Linked DNA regions of Homo sapiens: region 2 is linked to region 1. Evidence: chromatin loops called from intact Hi-C (ENCODE). Cell type or tissue: thyroid gland. All regions are shown on one strand. Links, peaks and the distances in the headings refer to the core of each region. The heading gives the core; the rest is flanking DNA. Region 1 has its middle 14 kb from the start of LINC00501. Region 2 has its middle 8.2 kb from the start of TBL1XR1.

The links. Hi-C counts contacts between places; a loop is a spot of excess contacts. Peaks named below come from ENCODE experiments on the same cell type or tissue, not always from the same donor. Only the 100,000 strongest peaks of a DNase experiment are listed, where the experiment ranks them.
Region 2: it touches region 1 in a loop (2.4-fold over the local background); 17 of 110 quality-filtered maps call a loop at or near these places.

The regions. Positions count from the first base shown.
Region 1 is chr3:177,275,647-177,284,839 of GRCh38, reverse strand. No RefSeq gene overlaps it. Among named protein-coding and RNA genes, the nearest start is that of LINC00501, 14 kb to the left of the region's middle. RefSeq lists an enhancer at 79-811. In thyroid gland, for the core only: no CTCF peak of the experiment used is centred there; a DNase peak (open chromatin) is centred at 5,299; H3K27ac peaks cover 4,082 bases.
Region 2 is chr3:177,201,116-177,210,308 of GRCh38, reverse strand. It overlaps a transcript of TBL1XR1 not described here. Among named protein-coding and RNA genes, the nearest start is that of TBL1XR1, 8.2 kb to the right of the region's middle. In thyroid gland, for the core only: no CTCF peak of the experiment used is centred there; no DNase peak of the experiment used is centred there.

The DNA.
Region 1 (9,193 bases), core at 2,545-7,544:
GCAAAACAGTATCCAAAGCAAGAAGACATTTGCCCGCCACCAGGCTGTGGAAGAGGACACAGTCTTTCTCTGAGGAATCTCTGTAACAGGCCACAAGGCACCCACTTCAAAGTCACATGGTGCCTGAAAGTCTTTCTGACAGGCAGAGGAAAAATGCACACCAGGTGGCTCCCCCAACAGGAGTTCCTGGAACTAATCAATGTCAAAGGCACGGAGAAAGTCAGGGCAGGTCAAGGAGCGTCTTACTGAGGCTCAGAGGGGAGGCCGCTGGCAGAGGCTTCTTCCCCGAGCAGGAAACCACGCCCTTTATCCCTGCTTGATGTCTTTGGATTGCAAAATATATGCAATGCTCTTGTCTGACCTAAGAGCCCTTCAGAAAGAGGGAAGGGTGGGAGGGAGGAGGAGCACTCAACGGGGGAAAAACTTTAATCTTCTTTGTTACCATTTTCTGAGAGAAGTGAGGGAGATCAAAGGCAAGGGTTTCACTTAGACTGGAAAGCTGTAGTTACCATCCACTTTCAGCCTTCTGTAGGGGAGTACATGGCCAATCTTAAATTTGTTTTTATTTATTTAAGTAAAAGCGAGAGGAGCAAGTTTGGAATTAACCATGAGCACTGACCTAAATGATCCGCATATGGGAGATGAATGCCTTCTGCAGCATGGTGCAATATTATACAGGTAAACCAAAGGGTATGGTGACTAACAGGCAGCCCAGATTCCTTTATCTCTGCTGCTTAAAGCTACTTCATCTTGCATATTTTCTCAACATAAATCATATATGTATATGCTAAATCATTTGTGTTGGCTACTACAATGTGAAAAGAACATGTTCAAAGGAGGCACAATGATTTTTATTTTTTACTTAAAAAGTCTTTTCCTAACTGGGCGCGGTGGCTCACGCCTGTAATCCCAGCACTTTGGGAGGTTGAGGCGGGCGGATCACTTGAGGTCAGGAGTTTGAGACCAGCCTGGCCAACATGGTGAAACTCCGTCTTTACCAAAAATACAAAAATTAGCTGGGCGTGGTGATGCGCGTCAGTAATCCCAGCTACTCAGGAGGCTGAGGCAGGAAAATCGCTTGAACCCGGGAGGCGGAGGTTGCAGTGAGCCAAGATTGCGCCACTGCACTCCAGCCTAAGCAACAGAGCAAGACTCCCTCTCAAAAAAAAAAAAAAAAAAAAAAAAAAGCCGGTGCAGTGGCTAACACCTGTAATCCCAGCACTTTGGGAGACCAAGGTGGGTGGATCACCTGAGGTCAGGAGTTCGAGACTAGCCTAACCAATATATCGAAACCCCGTCTCTACTAAAAATGCAAAATTAGCCAGGCGTGGTGGCAGGCGCCTGTAATCCCAGCTACTTGGGAGGATGAGGCAGGAGAATCACTTAAATCCGGGAGGCGGAGGTTGCAGTGAGCCGAGATCGCGCCACTGCACTCCAGCCTGGGCAACAAGAGTGAGACTCGGTCTCAAAAAAAAAAAAGGCTTTTCCTTCAGTACTATGTTAGGGAGGCTCTGAGGACCATCTCTCTACTAGTCTACTAGTCTAGTTGTCCACAAGTCTAGTCATTCTACTCTGAAAGGCTAAACTGGGCTTAGCCCAGGTACCTTGCAGTTCATTCAGTGCATTTGGGAGAGTCCTGAGCATCCAGGCAGGACATGATGAGTGCAATTGAATGAGAATGGGGAGAGCAACGAACATTCTGGAAAGTTGCCTTGAGATCAAATCAGTGTTCAGTCAGCATCCATTTGCCAAGCTGGGGGTGAACTCTGGATATCCTCTGGATTCATCAGACTTCACTGAGCCATTATCTTCCCTCTGTGACTATAAGCCCCTCCACTGGAGATGTGTGCTCCCCCAGGGAAGGAACCTGGCTCCTGGAACATAGTACTGGCTCAATAGACATTGAACTGCTTGATCATCAAATCCTAAATGTATCTTTTGTCTAACTATTTTCCCTTAACTGACTTCTTATCTCCCCCAGGGACTACTGCTATGTAGTCAGGAATGAGTGAATGAATGAATACATGGATATGTTAATAAACATATTATTTATTGTCTGATTATACATAAAAGCATTTGTATAGTTTGTGAATGTAATAGTGTTTTCTTCCTAATGTTGTTTGCTTGAATATGGTGCCGTTATTCATTATCATAAATGTATCTTTACATTTTTAAGACTTCGTGCTATTTACAAAATGCTTTCACATACATTATCTTATTTAATCTTCACAGCAGTGCTGCAAAGTAGATATTATTGTCTCCCAGTTTAGATAAGATAGGTGATTTGTCCAAAGTACGCAATAAGCACAGAGCTGGACTTGAACCCAAGTTTTGCCACACAGGCCTATAGCAGTCCTTTTCCCTAGATTGAAAGGTGAGTAAGCAGGCAAAGGTTATATTCATTTGTAAACAGATGCTTATTTCTAAAGATATAGCATAACATGCACTGCCTACATAGGGGAAGTGCCATCTCTCAACTCCTGGCAGGCTCTCCCACCAGGCACCTGGCTTGTTGCTGGCTACACCTGCTTTTGAATGCACAGCTGGTCTTATGCCAAGTCACTCAACAGAACTTACATTTGGCTATAGATACTTGATACCAAAACAACCAGTGAACAGGAAGAAAATTCAGGCAATTAACCAGTTATTATTTTGTCTACACAATGACAAACAACCTTTGGGGTTGATTTTGTGTCTTTAAGTTAAGCTGCTATATTCATGGAAATACCACAATTATTTCTTCTCCACTTGAATGTCAGCCCACAACAAGGAAGCCAGCAGGCTTGAACAGCAGGAGTCAATATTTAAAACTAGGTCTCAAAATGTAGCCTGCGTCCTAAGGTTCCTCTTGGTGCTCTTTTTCTGTGCTAATGATCTCTGTTGTTGGCATTGCTGCTGAAGACACACTTAGTATCCTAGAGCTGTAAAGACCTTTAAAATCATTTAGAGCAGTAGTTTTCTAAATTCAAAAAAATGGTACTGACATAGAAGCCCAATCAACAAAGCAAATCTAAGCGGATTTGCTTTGGCTGAAGAGGAGATTGTGATAAGCCTGAGGGAGCCTGCTATAGTTTGGATGTTTGTCCCCTCCAATGATCATTTTGAAATCTTATCCCCAATTTTGGACGTGGGGCCTAATGGGAGGTGTTTAGGTCATGGGGGTAGATCTCTCATTAATAGATTGATGCCCTTTCTTGGGTGGAGTGGGGGATAAATGGTGTGTTCTTATTCTGTGTTCCTGTGAGAGCTGGTTGTTAAAAAGAACCTGGCACCTCCCCCACTCTCATTTCCTCTCTCGCCATGTGACCTCTGCACACACTGTTTCCCCTTAGCCTTTGGTCACGAGTAGCAGCAGTCTGAGGCCCTCACCAGAAGCAGATACTGGCACCATGCTTCTTATATAGTCTGCAGAACTGTGAGCCAAATAAACCTCTTTTCTTTACCTATTACCCAGTCTCAGTTATTCCTTTCTTTGTAATTTTTATTTTTTTGGAGATGGAATCTCACTCCGTTGCCCAGGCTGGAGTGCAGTGGTGCGATCTTGGCTCACTGAAACCTCCGCCTCCTGGGTTCAAGCAATTCTCCTGCCTCAGCCTCCCAAGGAGCTGGGATTACAGGCTCATGCCACCACACCCAGCTAATTTTTGTATTTTTAGTAGAGACAGGGTTTCACCATGTTGGCCAGGCTGGGGTCAAACTCCTGACCTCAGGTGATCCGCCCACCTCAGCCTCCCAAAGTGCTGGAATTACAGGCATGAGCCACCATATCCAGCCAGTTATTCTTCTATAGCAACACAAACAGACTAAGACAGGCTCTCCCCTTCAGAATGGTCCTGGAGACACCCACCAGGGCCCTAAAAGTAGATTAACCCCATCATTTTACAGATAAGGAAACAGAGGCCCAGAGAGCAAAATGACTAAGATAAAGAACTTAGAAATCCACAAACGTGGTTTGCTGCTCTTTGAATTTCTGTTCCTTATCTCAGCTTAACTTTAATTTCCCTTCTCCTCTTACATCCTGTCCTAAGTTTTAAGTACATCTGCTCTCTTTTTTTTGTTGTTTTGTTTTGTTTTGTTTTTGTTGAGACAGAGTTTTGCTCTTTTTGCACAGGCTGGAGTGCAATGGTGCGATCTTGGCTCACCGCAACCTCTGTCTCCCGGGTTCAAGCGATTCTTCTGCCTCAGCCTACCGAGTAGCTGGGATTACAGGCATGTGCCACCATGCCCGGCTAATTTTATATTTTTAGTAGAGATGGGGTTTCACCATTTTGGTCAGGTTGGTCTCGAACTCCAGACCTCAGGTAATCTGCCCGCCTCGGTCTCCCAAAGTGCTGGGATTACAGGCATGAGCCACCACACTCGGCAGTACATCTGCTCTGGGCATACAGAACCACCCCAGCAGTAACGTGACCACCACTGCTTAGAGAACATCATATTTCCCAAATGTCCCTGGTCAAAAAAGTGCACAGGAACCCTTGTTAAAGATGCTGATCCTTTTTTTTTTTTTTTGAGACGGAATTTTGCTCTTGTTGCCCAGGCTGGAGTGCAATGGCGCAATCTCAGCTCACTGCAACCTCTGCCTCTCGGGTTCAAGTGATTCTCCTGCCTCAGCCTCCCGAGTAGCTGGGATTACAGGCACCCGCTACCATGCCCAGCTAATTTTGTATTTTTAGTAGAGACAAGGTTTCTCCATGTTGGACAGGCTGGTCTCCAACTCCCAACCTCAGGTGATCCGCCCACCTAGGCCTCCCAAAGCGCTGAGATTACAGACGTGAGCCACCGCGCCCAGCCTAAAGGTGCTGATTCTTAGATTCCCTTCTTTGCAGTTCTGATTCAAATGGCTTGGGATGAAACCCAGGTAATGCTTTTGACCAGTGAAGTTTGGGAAACACTTGCTGGATGGAATGGGCTAACGATGTTCTTTTACAGGGAAAGTCAAGAGTATAACTAGGTGGACCATTCATCACCTGTAAAGCCAGAGATCTTCTTTCTTTTATTTTTATTTTATTTATTTATTTATTGGTTTTAAAGGTAGAGAAGATCTAAGTTTCCTCTCTTCATAATCCAGAAATGTCTGGTATAAAGGGGAAAAAAAAATTCCATTCCTTTTTCAGCCCACAAGTTTGTAAAGGTGTGTCACTCTGTAAAGTCGCGCTTGACTTGCTTCAGTAGGAATGTGGCTTTAAGATGTTGATCTCTGCTCTCTCACTGACCACCAGTTCCTGACCGTCCACTTCTGCTCAGGCACCCAAGCTACTTGCTCTTTTCTGAAAGGGTCTACTCCAAGTCCTTGATTCCTTCCCAAATTGTAAGTGTACTTTATCCAACACCCCATTCCTAGCCTCCCAACGCAGCCTGGACTCAAGGATCAGCTACATTCATAGTTCACTCACTTACCCACTCTAAACTTACCGTCGTGGCTTGTTTACCTGCCTCCCTGGAAGCATCCCAACCTTCTAGTCTGCTGGGATCAGCCTTTCCTTTGATATTTACATAAAACAGCTTGAGTTCCCTTCCCACTTACAAATGAGGTTTGCACCCACCCCTCCACCAACACACACACTTTGTTATAGGAAAGGTAAGTAATTAAATATTTATCTTTGAAAACACAAGGCTCATTTCCTTCCTAGAGACCATCTGGCTATAACCTGTCTCCTCACTGACCTTGACTCCAAGTCAACTTTGACTTGGTTTCTGGTTGCCTTTTTGCTTGTCGTGGAAAAATAGAACCACACTTTTCTTTGGAATAATGCTGTTGCTGGTGATGACAGCATCAAAAGATGGAGTCACAAAGAACACCAGGCCTCTCAACATCACCTCATCCGCTAGTTCCCTACATATTAGTAACACAAGACTACTTTATGAACAGACTGTACTGAAGATTGGAGGACAATTAGTGGGAATATATATCTATATGCTGAATTTGATTGTTTCCAGAGTACAAGGAAAGGGGATTATATATATATATATATATATATATATATATATACACACACACACATACATATATATATACATATATATACATATATATACATATATATACGTATATATATATACATATATATACATATATACGTATATATATATACATATATATACACATATATATATACATATATATATATACACCTATATATATATACATATATATATATATATATATTTTTTTTTTTTTTTGAGATGGAGTCTCACCCTGTCACCCAGGCTAGAGTGCAATGGCGCAACCTTCGCCTCCTGGGTTCAAGCAATTACCCTGCCCCAGTCTCTCAAGTAGCTGGGATTACAGGTGTGTGCCACCATGCCCAGCTTATTTTTTGTATTTTTAGTAGAGATGGGGTTTCACCATATGGGTCAGGCTGGTCTCGAACTCCTGACCTCAGGTGATCCACCTGCCTCGGCCTCCCAAAGTGCTGGGATTACAGGCATGAGCCACCATGCCTGGCCTCTAGTCCTGTGCTCTTTCTACTGGATTTTCATGTTATCTTCTTCCAAGTACTGTGAAATATTCCAAATACTCCAAGTTCTCCCAAGACAAGGCATATGGCCAGTTATCTTTCAGTATCTGATCTCCCCTTCCACAGACATAGAGTTTCCACTGAGGCCATGGCTTCCTAACTAAAGACCACTGCTTTATCTAGCCACACCTGCAGCCAGAGGTGGCCATGTGACTAAGTTCTAGCCATGAAATGTGAGAAGGTGATAGGTGCCCTTTTTGTCAGTTTTGCCCTTACAAAGATTGTGTATGCCTGACCCTTTACTTCCTTCCTGCTGGCTGAGATGGGCAGAACAAAAGTAGGCATCTTAAACCCAGAGATAGCCAGGCGTGGTGGCTAATGCCTATAATCCTAGCACTTTGGGAGGCCAAAGCGGGTGGATCACCTGAGGTCAGAAATTCGAGATCAGCCTGGCCAACATGGTGAAATCCCGTCTCTACTAAAAATACAAAAAAATTAGCCAGGTGTGGTGACGTGTGCCTGTAGTCCCAGCTACTCGAGAGGCTGAATACAAAATTAGCCGGACATGGTGGCGGGTGCCTGTAGTCCCAGCTACTCGGGAGGCTGAGGCAGGAGAATGGCTTGAACCCGGGAGGTGGAAGTTGCAGTGAGCCGAGATTGCTCCACTGCACTCCAGCCTGGGCAGCAGGAGAACTCTGGAACCCAGGAGGCAGCGGCTGCAGTGAGCCGAGATCATGCCACTGCCCTCCAGCCTGGGCGACAGAGCAAGACTCCATCTCAAAAAACGAAACAAAACAAAACAAAACAAAAACAGAGATGAACTACCTATTTCCGGACGTCTACGGAGAAAGAAACAAGCGTCTACATTTTTTTTTATTTTTTTGAGATGGAGTCTCGCTCTGATGCCCAGGCTGGAGTGCAGTGGAGCGATCTCAGCTCACTGCAACTTCCACCTCCCGGGTTCAAGCCATTCTCCTGCCTCAGCCTCCCGAGTAGCTGGGACTACAGGCATGTGCCACCACGCCTGGCTAATTTTTTTGTATTGTTAGTAGAGACCAGGTTTCACCATGTTAGCCAGGATGGTCTCGAGCTCCTGACCTCATGATCTGCCTGCCTCGGCCTCCCAAAGTGCTGGGATTACAGGCATGAGCCACCACGCCCGGCCTTTTTTTTTTTTTGAGACGGAGTTTCACTCTTGTTGCCCAGGATGGAGTGCAATGGCGTGATCTTGGCTCACTGCAACCTCTGCCTCCCGGGTTCAAGTGATTCTCCTGCCTCAGCCTCCCAAGTAGTTGGGATTACAGACGCCGACCACCACACCAGGTTAATTTTGTATTTTTAGTAGACACGGGGGTTTCACCATGTTGGCCAGGATGGTCTCGAACTCCTGACCTCAGGTGATCCGCCCGCCTCAGCCTCCCAAAGTGCTGGGATTACAGACATGAGCCACCGCACCTGGCCAAGCATCTACTTTTTTAAAGCCAATGTATTTTGGCACTCTCTGCTACAGACACTTAGGTGGAACCCAGTTAAATACAGTGACCATCCTCATGGATGCCAGGGTCCTTGCAGGAGACACAACCAGTAAGAGGCAGAGCTGGGGCTTGGACCCAGGGCTCTAACCACGGTGCTTTCTTCAACCTTTCTAAAGATTATGAAATCTGACATTATAGCCCATGTCTTTTTGTAGTTTTCTTGTTTAAAATAGCTACTAATTTTTCTTCTGTTAAGGTAACACTGTCCAGTGATCTGTCAACGTCTACCTCAGCAGCTGACTTAGCTTAGCCTGGGAGCTCAAGAGTACAAAACATTTTCTGGAAACAATGCTTTCTTTCTTTTTAATAGGTTCATCAGGTAATCTGCTGGCTTGAAACTTACAGGCAGAAAACTTATATCCAACAAGGATAAAAGAAGCTTTACAAATACATAGAGGAAATGGAGGGTCCAGGTCATGAAAGCTAGTCGCTATGGACTCAGTGAATGTACCTCCCTCCCTGGATCCTCTCTAATAATCCTAAGGTCCTCCTCCAGTGAATAAAAGTGAAACAATCTTATCATACCCAACAAAAACACAGGGAGGCAGGAATTTAATTTCAAGCCATCATTCTTCACCCTCACCAGGAAGAATAAATCTCCATTTGACAACCCTATACTAACTTCATCCAAAGAACAGATATTATTAACTCTATTTTCTGATTTGCTTAAATAACAAACAATAGTAAACTCATAGAACATTTGCTATATACCATACAACATTCTACATGATTTTCCCATATTAACTCAGAAGTTTGAGTTAAGGTAGGTATAATTATTTTTCTCATTTTACAGATAAGGAAACAAAAGCACAAATATATTTTACATACTTGTAAGTAGAGTAAATATATTTTGGTTAGCATAAAAAATGCCATCTTCTAGAGATTCTTTGTTGATGGTGTGCTGAATGATAGTTGTTGATGAAGCGTGTTCACTTATCAGTTTTCTCCCACCTAAAATTGTACTCCTCTGAAACTAACCTGCTTCTTTAGTGGGCAAAACTATCTGGGCCAGGCATGGTGGCTCAAGCCTGTAATCCCAGCACTTTGGGAGGCCGAGGCTGGTGGATCACCTGAGGTCAGGAGTTCGAGACCAGCCTGACCAACATGGAGAAACCCTGTCTCTACTACAAATACAAAATTAGCTGGGCATGGTAGCTCACGCCTGTAATCCCAGCTACTCGGGAGGCTGAGGCAGGAGAA
Region 2 (9,193 bases), core at 3,379-8,378, 75 kb after region 1:
TCAAAGTGCTGGGATTACAGGCATGAGCCACCGCGCCTGGCCAAAAGTTATGTCTTTAAGAAGTGTTCAATAGGCTGATAAGATTGTTTTTATTTTTTTATTTTTTTTGAGACGGAGTTTCACTCTTGTTGACCAGGCTGGAGTGCAATGGCGCGATCTCAGCTCACTGCAACCACCCCCTCCAGAGTTCAAGCGATTCTCCCGCCACAGCCTCATGGCTGATAAGATTTTTACAATGCAAGATTTTTCAGTATTTTATATGCTAAAAAGCAATGCAGACCTCTAGAAGGTGAATTTAACATTTATTAGCAGGATGTCGTGGTGCACAATCCCTGGGTGTTGTGGCCTGTAATCTCAGCTACACAGGAGGCTGAGGCAGGAGAATTGCTTGAACCCAGGAGGCGGAGGTTGCAGTGAGCCAATATCGCACCACTGCAGGCCAGCCTGGGTGACAAGAGGAAAACTTTGTCCCAAAAAACAACAACAACAAGGAAAATAAAAACGTCACATTTCCCAAACATCCTTAATGTTGGAACTCTTTACTTCCAGAAGCACAGACTACGTGCCCATTATGAGCGGAATACAGTTTGGGAAATGCTGACATAAGGAAATGATAGTTGTTATAATGGCTGTTACCTGACCAACAGATATTTGGGACAATCTCAGAAAGTGCATTTGGCTTACTTTCTAGTAGCTATAACAATATTGGGGGTGGGGTGGGGGTGGTTGGAACTACAGAGCCAGCCACAAACATGAGCAATATACAGTTAATTTCTATATGAATTGAAGCACCATCAGGAGGAAAACAATTCAAAGATTCAGGCTAAAACGGAGTACTATACAAATTGAGCTCAGTCATGTGTCTCAGCAATCTGGTAGGAGGGGTGCAAGTTCATATCATTTCCAAGTGGTGCAACCTGAATCTGTGGACTTGAATTGTAGCAAGACCATCCCATTTGAAGGCAGGACCTTAGTGTTCCCATTGGCTGGCATAAGGAGTGTTCAGCACATCTTAGCAGCTTTGAGAAAAACCGCCCTGATGTCTGCATCTCCAGCCAGAACCACTCAGGTCAATAAGCTACTCAGTCCACTGGAGAGGTGTCTGCTATAATCTGAATGTGTGTGGCCTCCCAAAATCCATATGTTGAAATACTAATCCCCAAGGTGACGATATTAAGACTTGGAGCTCTTTTGGGAGCTCTCATGAATGTGATTAGTGCCTTCATAAAAGAGGCACGAGGGAGTGTGTTTGCCCCTTTTATCATGTGAGGACACAGCAGAAAGGTGCCATCTATTAACCAGGAAGTAGGCCCTGACCAGACACCGAATCTGCCAGTGCCTTGATCTTTGACCTCACAGCCTCCAGAACTAGAAGAAATAAATTTCTGTTGTGTAGAAGTCACCTAGTTTATGTATTTTGTGATAGCACTCCCAACTGACTAAGACAGCAACTCAGCTCACCTGGGCCAGTAGAATTGTTTATTTAAGGCATTAGGTTTTTTTTAGCCTTAGGAGAGCATAAAGTCAAAGCGATAAAACAAATCAAACCCATCGTCTTATTGTATTTACTTATTCATTTGTTTATTTGTGAAACAGGGTCTCTCTGCAGCCAGGCTGGAGTGCAGTGGCGCAAACATGGCTCACTACAACCTCCACCTCCCAGCTCCGGCGAACCTCCCACCTCAGGCTCCCCGGTAGCTGGGACTACAGGCATGCACCACCACAGCCAGTTAATTTTAGTATTTTTTTGTAGAGATGGGATTTCGCCATGTTGCCCAGGCTGGTCTTGAACTCCTGGCCTCAAGTGATCTGCCCGCCTTGGCCTCTCAAAGTGCTAGGATTATAGGCGTGAGTCACTGTGTGTGGCCACTATTGTTTTCATTTATGTTTAGAAATACTTGTGCATATTTGTATTTGGTATTTTAACTATTTGTAATCTTTTACGTAATTCGACATTTTAGGATTTCTAACAAGTTATCCTTGTGAAACCAGTTTAAAACACCTAAGTGAAAACTGTAATTAATTCAGATTCATGATTTTAAGTGAAAATATATGAGAATTTTATTAAATCTGTAAACATTTTTGTAATGTTCAAGAGAACTTGATTCATATTTTATAATTTATCATATTTATAAGCATTACTTAACTACTTGTGATTCTTTGTTGAGCAACTGAAGTATTTTAAAAAGACTGAATACATTAAATGAATTAATGTAGTTTAATAATTCAAGGAAATTTAATTAACCAAATTGTAAACATTCTCTTAAAAAACAGAGTTAGATTTGTAACCTGAATTTCAAAGCTCAAAGGAAAAGTAGGTTTTCAAATTTGTAATAAATGAAATGGAATTACTATACATTGTCTTCTTTGCCCACAAAACCTGTCTTCAAGAATACCCTATACTGGCCGGGTGCAGTGGCTCACACCTGTAATCCCAGCACTTTGGGAGGCCGAGGTGGGTGGATCACCTGAGGTCAGGAGTTCAAGACCAGCCTGGCCAACATGGTGAAACCCTGTCTCTACCAAAAATACAAAAAAATTAGCCGGGGGTGATGGTGTGTGCCTATAGTCCCAGCTACTCAGGAGGCTGAGGCAGGAGAATCGCTTGAACCCAGAAGGTTGAAGTTGCAGTGATGCGAGATAATGCCACTGTACTCCAGCCTGGGCGACAGAGTGAGACTCCCCCCAACCCCAACCCGCCCACACACACAGAATATCCTATACCCGGGCCGGGCACAGTGGCTCACCCCTGTAATCCCAGCATGTTGGGAGGCTGAGGCGGGTGGATCACCTGAGGTCAGGAGTTTGAGACCAGCCTGGCCAACATGGTGAAATCTCTTCTCTACTAAAATACAAATATTAGCTGGGTGTGGTGGTGGGCATCTGTAATCTCAGCTACTCAGGAGGCTGAGGTAGGAGACTTGCTTGAACCCAGGGGTCGGAGGTTGCAGTGAGCCGAGATCATGCCACTGCACTCCATCCTGGGTGACAAGAGCGAAACTCCATCTCAAAAAAAAAAAAAAGAACACCCTATACCTAAATTGCCATGAGGCAGCACGGGTGGTGATGGTGGATGGTGAGAGGGGTAGGGAGTGAGTGAGACAAAGGTCTTCCTTTTGTAATCAGTAGATACACTAACAGTACCAAAGCATGCAACAGATGGAATCCAACAGATTGATCGTAATTACGCCTGCATTCAGCAAACATTTTTCTAGATTCTAGCCTAAAATATGTGGGTCACATAAATGTGATTAAGATGTGGTTCTTCTCCTCAAGCAGTTTCTCCTTTTTTCCACTTTGCATTTCTCTGCTCTTCTCATTCACTGAAGTACTTTTTAGCAAACACTTGAATTTTCCTGCCTTGATCTGCTTAGTTTTATTCATTGGAAAAGCAGATACTGCACTTGGCCTTGAGTTCAAATCCTTGTTTTGCCATTTGCAGCATGACCTTAGACAAACTATATGGTCTTATTACTTCAGTTTCTTCATAAATCAAATAGAGATAATAATATTATTTACCTGTTATGGACAACATGTTTGTGTTTCTCCAGAATTCATATATGGAAACACTAGCCCTAAATGGTATGGTATTAGGAGGTGGGGCCTTCAGAAGGTAATTAGGTCACAGCCTACATGATGGGATTAGTAATCTTGTAACAAGAGACAGGAGAGAGCTTGCTTCCTGTCTTACTGTTTTACACCACTTACACACAGCAAGAAGATGGTCAGCAGCACCCAGGAAGAGGCCCTCACCATAACTTGATCATGCTGGCACTTTGCTATCAGACTTCCCAAATTCCAGAACTGTAAGAAATAAGTGTTTTGTTTGTTTGTTTGTTTGAGACGGAGTTTTGCTCTTGTTGCCCAGGCTAGAGTGCAATGGCGCAATCTCGGCTCATTGGTTCTCCTGCCTCAGCCTCCCGAGTAGCTGGGATTACGGGCATGCGCCACCACACCCAGCTGATTTTCGTATTTTTAGTAGAGATGGGGTTTCGCCATGTTGGCCAGGCTGGTCTCAAACTCCTGACCTCAGGTGATCTGTCCGCCTCAGCCTCCCAAAGTGCTGGGATTACAGATGTAAGCCACCGCGCCCGGCCAAGTGTTTGTTGTTTAAGCCACCGAGTCTATGGTATTTTTGTTATAGCAGTCCAAATTGACTGAGGCATTACCTTTTCAGGTTGTTGAGAAAATCAGAGACAATTACATGTTAACATACCTTGAAAAGAGTTGATAACATGCTTAATAAATGGTAGCAATTAACATTATCTATGGTTTCCATCAATATCCTTATGGTTAGAAAAAGTCACCTAATGCTGACCCATGATTTCATATGTTTAGGCTTTTCACTACATCAAGAGCAGAAGAGCATTGGAAAGAAAACATTTGAGGTAGGAGACAATTGAGGTGACAGAGAACTCAATGCTTTTTTACTTATATTTACTCTCTAGGTGATTGCATCTAGGTCCATGATTTCAAATATCATTGCTTTACTATGAGTCTCAAAGTTATATCTCCAGTTCCAGTTGCACCTCTGAACATCAGATTTATATATCTGGCTACCTATTCAACATCATCATGAGGATGTATAATAGGCACACCAAATGCTAAAACAGAACTCTTGATAGTTCCCTCATAAACTAGGTCTTCTTCTAGCCGTTCCCATCTCAGTAAATGGCAACTCCATTCTTCTACTTGTTTGGTCTAAAATCTTGGAATAATTTTTTTGTTGTTTTTGTTTTTGAGATGGAGTTTCGCTCTTGTCACCCAGGCTGGAGTGCAATGGCGTGATCTCGGCTCACTGCAACTTCTGCCTCCCGGCTTCAGGTGATTCTCCTGCCTCAGCCTTCTGAGTAGCTGGGGTTACAAACGTGTGCCATGATGCCCAGCTAATTTTTTTGTATTATTAGTAGAGATGGGGTTTCACCATGTTGGCCAGGCTGGTCTCGAACTCCTGATCTCAGGTGATCACCTGCCTTAGCCTCCCAAAGTGCTGGGATTATTACTGGCATGAGCCACCTCGAACGGCCCCCACTTAAGCTTTTAAAAGTGTTGGGATTACAGGCGTGAGCCACCACACCTAGCCTCCGCTGGTCCTTTAAAATGGAAGGTGGTTCAAGTCACTTCTTTGCTCAAAGCCTCCTGGTGGCTTTCTTTTTTTTTTTTTTTTTGGGACGGAGTCTCGCTCTGTCACCCATGCTGGAGTGCAGTGGCACCATCTCGGCTCACTGCAAGCTCCGCCTCCCGGGTTCACGCCATTCTCCTGCCTCAGCCTCCCAAGTAGCTGGGACTACAGGCACCCGCCACCATGCCCGGCTAATTTTTTTTATTTTTAGTAGAGACAGGGTTTCACTGTGTTAGCCAGGATGGTCTCCATCTCCTGACCTCGTGATCCGCCTGTCTGGGCCTCTCAAAGTGCTGGGATTATAGGCGTGAGCCACCGCGCCCGGCGCCTCCTGGTGTCTTTCTATGACATGAGAAGAAAAAAGTCCTTCACATCTGGTCCCTGTCCCCGTCTCCTGCCACTCCTTTCTTACTTCATGCCAATTAACTGACATCATTTTTATTCTTAGAATATAGCATATTTGTTATATTATTCTTTTGTACATAATATTCCTTCTGCCCAGAACATTCCTTTTTCTGATAGTGGCATACTCACTCTGCTACTTCCTTTAGTTTTTTGCTCACATGTCATCTTAACTGAGCAGCCTTCTCTAAACCCCATATCTAAAATAATATATACTGGCTGGATGTGGTGGCTCATGCCTGTAATCCTAGCACTTTGGGAAGCTGAGGTGGGAGGGTCAGTGAGGCCAGGAGTTTAAGTTTACAATGAGCTATGATCATACTGAGAGGTGACAGTGTGCTGGCAGCCCTCGCAGCCCTCGCTCGCTCTCAGCGCCTCCTTGGCCTCCGCGCCCACTCTGGCCACGCTCGAGGACCCCTTTAGTCCGCTGCTGCACTGTGGGAGCCCCTCTCTGGGCTGGCTGAGGCCGGAGCCGGCTCCCTCTGCTTGCCGGGAGCTGTAGAGAGAGAGGGACGAGCGGGAACCGGGGCTGTCTGTGCACAGCGCTCGTGGACCAGCGTGAGTTCCAAGTGGGCGGGGCCACGGGCTAGCGTGAGTTCTGGGTGGGCATGGGCTTGGCGGCCCCGCACTCAGAGCCGTCCGCCGGCGCCACTGGCCTGGGCAGTGAGAGGTTTAGCACCCGGGCCAGCAGCTGCAGAGGGTGCGCCAGGACCCCAGCACTGCCGGCCCGCCATGCTTGAATTCTCACCGGCGCTCAGCCGCCTCCCTGTGGGGCAGGGCTCGAGACCTGCAGCCCGCCATGCCTGAGCCCCCTAGCAATGGGCTCCCGTGTGGCCCAAGCCTCCAAGACGGGTGCCGCCCCCTGCTCTGCGGCGCCCGGTCCCATCAACTGCCCAAAGGCTGAGAAGTGCAGGCACGCAGCGTGGGACTGGCAGGCAGCGCCACCCGCGGCCCCAGCACTGGATCCACTAGGTGAAGCCAGCTGGGCTCCTGAGTCAGATGGGGACTTGGAGAACTTTCATGTCTAGCTGGAGGATTGTAAATGCACCAATCAGCACTCTGTGTCTAGCTCGAGGTTTGTAAACACACCAATCAGCACCCTGTGTCTAGCTCAAGGTTTGTAAATGCACCAATCAGTGATCTATGTCTAGCTAATCTAGTGGGGACTTGGAGAACCTTTATGTCTAGCTAAGGGATTGTAAATACACCAATCAGCACTCTGTGTCTAGCTCAAGGTTTGTAAATGAACCAATTGGCACTCTGTATCTAGCTAATCTAGTGGGGACTTGGAGAACCTTTATGTCTAGCTAAAGGATTGTAAATATACCAATCAGCACTCTGTGTCTAGCTCAAGGTTTGTAAACACAGCAATCAGCACCCTGTGTCTAGCTCAAGGCTTGTAAATGCACCAATCAGTGCTCCATGTCTAGCTAATCTAGTGGGGACTTGGAGAACTTTTGTGTCTAGCTCAGGGATTGTAAACACACCAATCAGCACCCTGTCAAAACGGACCAATCAGCGCTCTGTAAAACAGACCAATCAGCTCTCTATAAAATGGACCAATCAGCAGGCTATGGGTGGGGCCAGATGAGGGAATAAAAGTAGGCTGCCGGAGCCAGCAGTGGCAACCTGTTTGGGTCCCCTTCCATACTGTGGAAGCTTTGTTCTTTAGCTCTTTGCAGTAAATCTTGCTGCTGCTCACTGTTTGGGTCTGCACTACCTTTATGAGCTGTAACACTCACCACGAAGGTCTGCAGCTTCACTTCTGAGGCCAAGGAGACCACGAACCCACCAGAAGGAAAAAACTCCAAACATGTCTGAACATCAGAAGGAACAAACTCTGGACACACCACCTTTAAGAACCGTAACACTCACCGTGAGGGTCCACGACTTCATTCTTGAAGTCAGCGGGACCAAGAACCCACCAATTTTGGACACAAATACCACTGCACTAGAGTCTGGGTGACAAAAAGACTCTGCCTAAAACACAATACAATAAAATAACATATATACCCATTATCCCACTTTATTTTATTTAAGCTTGGTTGTCTTTTACCTACCTTCCTAGAAGCTAGGTGTGGTCATAAGACCAAGCACTGGTTAATGGAATATTAGAGGAAGTGATAAATGCAACTGCCAGGATGTGTCCTGAAAGGAAAGGCCTAGCCCTCTATTTCTTCTGTTTTCTTTTCCAATGGCTGGAATTTGAAAATGATGGCAGGAGCAAGAAAAACCATTTTAGACCAGTGGATGGAAGATATATGTTGAGATAGAACAATCTAGGTCTTTGACATCTTACTCCAGAATGACAGTCACATAAGATAATACGCTTTCATCTTGTTTAAGCCATTTTTATATTCCTTTTTTTTTTTTTAACAGTGGTCAAACAATAGCCTAATACAGACATATTTTTTGAAAGTCTGTGTGTACTCCCAACCCTCACCCAACGTGGGATGTAAGCCCTGTGAAGAGTAGGGGCTGTTTTTGGTTTACTGAGACAGTGCCTGGCACACTAAACATTCAATAAACATTGAATGAATAGCAAAACCATCAATATAATACTAGGCCTTGAGTGCTTCCCTGAGAAAGTATGTGGCTGGTCAGTATAAGTAAGTGATTGTACAGCAACATGCTGTGTGTGTGGTTGGTTTTCTGTTTTGACTGAATCACAATCGCAGGATACAACCTGCTATTTTCATTATCTGAGAGGCATAAATACTTGTAAGATAGTTGTATGTTTCTTTTGCAATTTAAATGAAGACTCTCAAGTAAAGTTTATTGTTGTAATGAAATTGGGTCATAGAAGCATGGAAAACTGTGACAAGGTTCACACTGATGAGGAAAGGTCACAAGCAACACGCTATGCACTGAAGGAGAAAAGCAGCTTGTGTACTGACATCTTGAGATGTGTGGTTGGCATGTGCCTCATCTCGGAAGAACCACAAAGAATTGCACAAGGTAAGTCAAAATGAAACGGAAACATCACAGAGTATCAGCAAGACGCCTGGGGGTAAACGCTACAGACGTAAAGCCACTGAATTCCAGGGTGAGTAAAGAATATAAAATGAGTTATAGCACTAGGAGAATATTTTTGGTATCAAATGTCTTTTTTATACAATTAAGTTTGTTTTGAATACTTTATGTAGATGAGCTAATGTAAACAATTTAAAACATCATGATGATTTAAAAATATATATAGTAATGAGACCCTGTAGTCCTGGGATTGAAGCAGTTTCAATTTAAAATGTTCCATGTCTTTAGCGATGAAAGTTGCAAATGTGTAGGCTATCTTGCCATGCCACACTCCTCTCGGAAAAATATTACTGAAATAAAACAAGTCAGGATTTGTTTTTTTTTTTTTTTTTTTTTTGAGATGTAATCTCACTCTGTCACCCGCCCAGGCTGGAGTGCAATGGCAAGATCTCGGCTCACTGCAACCTCCCCCTCTCGGTTTCAAGCCATTCTTCTGCCTCAGCCTCCTGAGTAGCTAGGATTACAGGCATGTGCCACCACGCTCAGCTAATTTTTGAATTTTTAGTAGAGACGGGGTTTCACCATGTTGGTCAGGCTGGTCTCGAACTCCCGACCTCGTGATCCGCCCGCCTCGGCCTCCCAAAGTGCTGGGATTACAGGTGTGAGCCACTGCACCCGGCAAAACAAGTCAGGATT